Regions from separate parts of the Homo sapiens genome. Here region 1 is linked to region 2. A link is an interaction called in ENCODE POLR2A ChIA-PET data of the cell type or tissue named here. Cell type or tissue: GM12878. All regions are shown on one strand. Links, peaks and the distances in the headings refer to the core of each region. The heading gives the core; the rest is flanking DNA.

Evidence for each region. ChIA-PET counts read pairs that join two places held together with the same protein. Peaks named below come from ENCODE experiments on the same cell type or tissue, not always from the same donor. Only the 100,000 strongest peaks of a DNase experiment are listed, where the experiment ranks them.
Region 1: POLR2A ChIA-PET joins it to region 2 with 5 read pairs; 2 of 35 experiments call an interaction of 5 or more read pairs at or near these places.

Annotation. Positions count from the first base shown.
Region 1 is chr16:57,236,351-57,240,794 of GRCh38, forward strand. It overlaps RSPRY1 (ring finger and SPRY domain containing 1), which reads left to right. Exons shown (of 15, transcript NM_133368.3): 15 at 2,529-4,119. The coding sequence ends at 2,625. Among named protein-coding and RNA genes, the nearest start is that of ARL2BP, 6.7 kb to the right of the region's middle. In GM12878, for the core only: no CTCF peak of the experiment used is centred there; a DNase peak (open chromatin) is centred at 2,973; H3K27ac peaks cover 642 bases.
Region 2 is chr16:57,601,157-57,603,656 of GRCh38, forward strand. All of the region lies in intron 1 of LOC105371291 (a long non-coding RNA gene), which reads right to left. It also overlaps the pseudogene HMGB3P32. Among named protein-coding and RNA genes, the nearest start is that of ADGRG1, 26 kb to the right of the region's middle. In GM12878, for the core only: no CTCF peak of the experiment used is centred there; a DNase peak (open chromatin) is centred at 1,015; H3K4me3 peaks cover 408 bases; H3K27ac peaks cover 1,489 bases.

The DNA of each region.
Region 1 (4,444 bases), core at 1,945-4,444, 360 kb before region 2:
TCATAGTCTCCATAGTAGATATATATCCAAAATAGAGTTGGAAGAGGACATTAAAAGAATTATAAGAAAATTTAGCTAAACTTTGAGCAGCAACAACAATTTTAAAAGGGATATAGGGACAAAGAAAGGAAACCTGGATAAAATGAATTACAAGAGTCAATCCCCAGAGGAGACTGAAAATCTAAGCATTCCTGTTACCATAAAAGAAGTTAAAATGGTTATCAAAGCTACCTTTGCCTTCTCTTCCACAAGTACTAAGGCTAGTTTCACAGGTGAACTCTTTACAACTTTCAGGGAATAGGTAGCCCAATTCTATTTAAACTTGGCCAAACCATAGAGAAAGTAGGAAAACCACAATGTTATTTTTAGTAATCATACCAAAAGCTGATAAAACTCATAAAAAGAAAAAACTATTTTTTTATGAATATAAATCTAAAACTCCCAAATAAAATATTAGAAAGTAAGACCTAGCAACGCAACTGGCAGGGGGAGTTATCTTAGGAATGCAAGGATGGTACAATTACAGAAATCTTAGGCTGGGCACGGTGGCTCACACCTGTAATCCCAGCACTTTGGGAGGCCAAGGCGGGTGGATCACAAGGCCAGGAGTTTGAGACCAGCCTGGCCAAGACAGTGAAACCCCGTCTCTACTACAAATACAAAAAAAATTACCCGGGCGTGGTGGTGGGCGCCTGTAATCCCAGCTACTCAGGAGGCTGAGACAAAGAATTGCTTAAACCTGGGAGGTGGAGGTTGCAGTGAGCAGAGATCGTGCCACTGCACTCCAGCCCAGGCAAAGGCAGGTTTTTTTGAGATGGAGTCTTGCTCTGTCGTCCAGGCTGGAGTACAGTGGTGTGATCTCAGCTCACTGCAGCCTCTGCCTCCTGGGTTCATGCAATTCTCCTGCCTCAGCCTCCCGAGTAGCTTGGATTACAGGCGCATGCCACCAGGCCCAGCTAATTTTTGTATTTTTAGTAGAGACGGGGTTTCACCATGTTGGCCAGGCTGGCTCGAACTCCTGACCTAAAGTAATCCACCTGCCTTGGCCTCCGAAAAGTTCTGGGATTACAGGCATGAGTCACCATGCCCAGCCTACAATATAGAAATCTTTAATATAATTACTCAAATAGGCCAGAGGCAGGAGAGGGGCAGTTATCACTTCAAGAATGCTGAGAAAGCATTTGTTAAAATTCAATATCCATTCCTAATGGATGAAATACTACAAAACAGAAATGAATGGACTAAAACAATATAAAATAGGAATGGATGGATACTTCCATAACAATACAAAAAACACATATATTTCAGCCAAATGCTAGTATCTCTTTATTTTTTTATTTTTATTTATTTATTTATTTTTATTTATTTATTTATTTTTTGAGACGGAGTCTCGCTCTGTCACCCAGGCTTGAGTGCAGTGGCGTGATCTCAGCTCACTGCAACCTCCGCCTCCCGAGCTCAAGTGATTTCTCCTGCCTCAGCCTCCCAAGTAGCTGGGATTACCAGTGCCCGCCACCATGCCCAGCTAATTTTTGTATTTTTAGTAGAGACGGGGTTTCACCAGCTAGCATCTTTTTAATGGTGACACATAGGAAGCATTTCAAGAGATGTTGGGAATAAGATAAGGATGCCTACTGTCACCACTATGACTTACAAAATACACAAAAATCAGTAGCTCTTCTAGCTATATGTATAATAGCAGCCAGTTAGAACATATAATTGAAGATCCCTTTTACCATGGTTAAAAAAAAAAGTGCTATCTAAGAATACATAGCAAGAAATATGTAGAGCGTATATGAAGAAAACTTTTAAACTACCAAAGAGTATAACAGAAGACTTAAATAAATGAGTCTCTTCTTGGATAGGAGGACCTCTCAGTATTGTAAAGGTGACAGTTTTCTCTAAACTCTAAGTTTAATTTGCTCAACATAAAAAGAGCAACATGATTTTTTTCTGGAACTTGACATGCTGATTTAAAAGTTTAAGGCAAGAAAATTCTGAAAGTTAGGGAGATGACAACCATACCACATCTTAAAATACATTAAAATAAATGTTAATAGTTTGGTCCCATTACTATATGACAAGAATGGCAGAATAATGGAATACAATAAAAGCCCAGAAATAGAACTAACTAAAAATGAAAATTTACCATATGACAAAGGCATTGTGTCAAAACTGTGGTGAAAGATGGACTGTTTGGTAAATGATTCTGGGATAAATGGCTAGCTTTCTGGGGAGAAATATTATATCCCTACCTATAAGTGCACATCTGTAAGTATATGCTGTGCACATATAGAGTGTCTGAAAGAATGCATATGAACTTTTTACTTGTTCCACAGACTAAGACAATTGAGGATCAGAAATGTAAGATTTACTTTTTATTTACATATTCATTTTTTTTAAACCATGTATAATTAGTAACCCTTTCAATGAACAAACTTGTTAACATTTTTGATTTAGTTGGCAGGCAGTTGGAGTTTGACCTTTTGAAGCATTAACTTGACTGACTTTTCTGTGTTTCTCCCCAGTGACCTGTGCATGGATTGTGCCTTGCAGCTGGAGACCTGCCCATTGTGTCGTAAAGAAATAGTATCTAGAATCAGACAGATTTCTCATATTTCATGACACATGTGAAGAGGCATCGTGGACTTTTTTCTACTCAATTCCAGCCAATGTTGAAAAGAAAAAGAAAAAAAAAACTCTCTAATCAGTTGTACACACATTGAAACTTATAGCCATGGCCAGATTTTATGCTAAAAATGGTAGTTTGTCAAAGACAAAATTCTCTTAGAATCTAATCCAACTTGCCAGCCCTGAGAAAATCCCTTTTAAGGCCAAGGAAAGCTGAATGCTAGCAGCCAGGCCTGTGGTACTTCCATGAGAAACCATAGCAGACAATGCCCTCCCAAGTACTGAAATCACACTGGAATCCCCCTTGTTGGGTTCATTTGATTGTTTAACACAGGATGTGTTGTGTCATTCTGAAGTTTTTATTTGGGGCAGAAGTCTTTATGGAGATGTAAATGACAGCGTTTCTGGGTTATGCATAACTTCTCACTGGTCAGAGACACCGGTGTGTCAAGCATGGATATTGCATTGCAAGACTTGAATCTATAAAAATTAGAATCACACAGTCAGTACTACAAGCAAAACAGAGAACCTGAAAGAAGGTGCACAGACTGTAAGAAAAAACCCAAGTTTGTGATATTTCAGTGATTCCAAAGAACATTCTAGGTTTTTTGTTTGTTTTTTTGTTTTTTGGGTTTTTTTTTTTTACTGCAGAAAATTGGTGGTATTTTCACATTCATAGTGTTTCTATCCAATTTCAGTACCCACATTTAATGAGGAAAAAATGTTTTACCAATGAAGGAGGAATTCTTAAATTAGCTGTAATGTTAGGTTGGAGAAAATTTGGTATTTAGGGTATTTTCAAGGTACCATCAAATCAGATTTCTGTTTTTTTGTTAAAAAAAATTTTTTTAATCAGTATTGTTTTTACAAGTAATATACTTTGAAACTCTTGAACTAATAGTCTCAAAAACTCTAGAGGACAGTCTGAGAACACGTATTTCTATTGTTCTAAATAAATACATGTTTTTGAATAGTTCAATCATGAATTATTGACTATGTCTTCATCAAAAGTGTTAATCCCTCTCAGGGTCTCTGGTGAAGACCTTCAAGAGTTTGGTTTTTTCTCCCAGGAAATTGGAAGGTAGAATTGTAAATTCATAGAACTTCTTTTATAATGGTGTACCTCAGCAGCTGCCTTTCAATTTATGCCAAGTCCTTACAGAGTTTATACTTGAATAGTAAATATGTCTTCTGAGTTTTACAGTGTCTTAAACTCAATGCACATTTTTTTTTCTTCTTTTTCCACCCCTTCTTGTTTGTAGTTCATTATACCTGTCCTATTACAGAACTGATTTCCTTCCTGGCTGTACATGTTGGGGTGCTGGATTTTTTTCCGTGTCTTTAGTCTTCCATAAATCCACACACACACACACACACAAAAAATATATATATATATAAATATATATGTAGGATACATGTTCTCTTCTTTAGCTTGTGGTGAATACAGTAATTTGCATTGAAGAATAAAACATCTGTTGCCTTTTTTGACTAAGATTTCACAACTTTCATTGGTGTATACTGCTAAGGTTCCAAGACATTATACTCTCAGACTTTAAGGGCTACTTTTGGGAGTAGGAGAGAATCAAGTATTAGAATTAAGAATAAGGCCACTTACTCATCCAGCAGATTGTTATTGAGCACCTAATATGTGCTGGGCACTGTGCCTATGTGGCATACAAAATATGCTTGTAGAGCTTATGTCTAATAAGCTTGTCTAATTATTGTCTATTATTATGTCTAACAGTAATTTGGAAGTGGTCCAGCTGAGACTAAAGGTAGTCTGTACATTTAGTAGAGAGAGGGAAAAATAGAT
Region 2 (2,500 bases), core at 1-2,500:
TCTTCCCCAGTGTCACCTAAGTAGAAGTGAATCCCAGTCTGTCTGACTCCAAAGGTATTTTCCCCTTGAGTGGCCCCTCAAAAACTGCTCTGTTTCCTTTTATGGCTGGAAGGTCCCAGAACCTATGAGCTAAGGGGCTGTTTTCTGACCTTCTCATGGCCTTGCAGGAAGGGACTGTGTGGACTCAGGTTTGTTCCCAAAGCAACTCCTTTGCTTTAGTGATGAAGGGAGCCCTCACCCCTCAGCTCTGTTGAGACAGCCCTTCTGCCCCTCTCCCTCCCCTCTAACCACCAGCCTCCAACCTGAATGAAGTTCCAGATTCTTCCTCTGCTTTTCCCTTACCTCTTTCATGTCTGTGGGTGCCCCCTGAGGCAGTATTCATGTGATTTCAGATGGCACAGGAGATTCATTTTTCATTTTACATCATCACTAGTCCTTTGTTAATTATGGCGTGTGCCCTTCATCATTTAATGGGATATTATATTTTATTTTAAAAGTGATCATTTTGAATTACATGTAAAAAGGCCAGTTGATCTAGAAGAAAATATTAAGTAAATATCTGGCCGATTTCTAGACTTGTTAAAAACCACTGGAACAGAACTTGCCTACCTGAAGCTGGGGAGACCTGGTTTGGATTACCCCATTTCTTCTTAACCAAACCAGCCCAGGGGGGAGTTTGTCGGCCTCAAGAGAGAAGTCCTGTCCCTTAGGGGAAGTTGGCCTTCCTCCTCAGCCAACAAGCTCATGCTGCAGCTGGGTTATTTATTTCTCTGAAAATGTTATCAATGTGCTACACACGTGTGGTTTCAGGTAATCGTGGTTGCCTGGGGTGGAAGTGGAGGGGAGGTTGACTGCAAAGAGCCCCAAAGGAACTTTCTTGAAAGATGGACGTGTTCTATATTTTGGTTGGTGTGTTTGGTCCGAGAGTGTACATGTTTGCCAAGTCATCAGTCATCACCCTGTACACTTAAAATGTGGAAATTTTATTGTAGATAAGCAAAGTTGATTTGAAAACAACATCAAAACCAAAGCCACAAATATTCACTGATGTTGGGAGCCACTCATATTCATTTCTCGTTCTGACTTCTGAGCTGCGAGGTGAGCTCTGTGGTCAGCTGCACTGTGGCGTATGCTCGCTGTCATTCAGCTGACATTTCAGCTGCTCCCAAAGTCAACATTTATGAGTTCTGCCATGTGCCAACCACAAGAAGAGTGCATAAAATGACAGAGAGATGCCTTTGACAAAGGGACATCACAAGTCAGGCAGGAAGGGGTGACTTAATCGGTAAATGGTGTTGGGACAATTGGTTCTCCATTCAGATGCAAACAAAACTAGATTCTAATAGGGCAACTATAGTTAATAGGATTTATACTTTATTTCACAATAGCTGGAATAGGAGATTTGGAAGGTTCCCAATGCAAAGAAATAATAAATGCTTGAGGTGATGGTTATCCTAATTATCCTCATTTAATCATTACACATTGTGTGCATGGATCAAAATATCACAGGTACCTCATAAGTATGTATGACTATTATGTATCAATTTTTAAAAAGACTCACCCCACAAAAAATTAGACCCCTACCTCACATCATGTTCATGCACACAAAAATTCCAGATGAATTAAATGTTAAACAAATACTCTAAAAGTATTAAAAAGAAAATATAGGAGAGTATTTTAAAAATAAATTCCAATCAGAAAAAGCCTTTTAAAGCAAGACATGAAAGCCAGAAATCATAAAGGAAGACTACATCTAACTATATAAAAATGCAAAACTTTTCTATGACCAATGACACCAAGAATTTAGCTAAAAGCATGCAGAAGATCCTGGGAAAATATTTGGCTCATATGTATTAAAGAATTAAGGTTTCTAATATGCAAAGAGGTCCTATGAATCAGTAAGAAAGTGGCAAAAAGCCCAATTAAAAATGTGTAAAGCAGGTGCCCTGCGTTGCCCAGACTAGCGACAATATAGTCAGGATGGCTAAAGATGACCCCCAAGAAACCAAAAGGTGAGATGTCTGCTTATGCCTTCTTTATGCAGACATGCAGAGAAGAATGCAAGAAGAAAAACCCAGAGGTTCTTGTCAATTTCACAGAAATTTCCAAGAAGTGCTCTGAGAGGCGGAAGACAATGTGTGGAAAAGAGAAGTCTAAGCCTGACGAAATGACCGAGGTGGATGAAGTACTCTATGATTGGGAAATAAAGAATTACGGACCAGCTAAGGGAGGCAAGAAGAAGGACCCTAAAGCCCCCAAAAGGCTACCATCTGGATTCTTCCTGTTCTGTTCAGAATTCTGCCCCGAGGACAAATCCACAAACCCTGGCATCTCTATTGGAGATGTGGCAAAAAGGCTGAGTGAGATATGGAATAACTTGAGTGACAGTGCAAAGCTGCCTGACATCACTACGGCAGCAAGCTGAAGAAGTGTGAGAAGGGTGTTGCTGACTCGAAGTCTGAAGGAAAGTTCGATGGTGCAAAAGTTAAAGTTGCCTGGA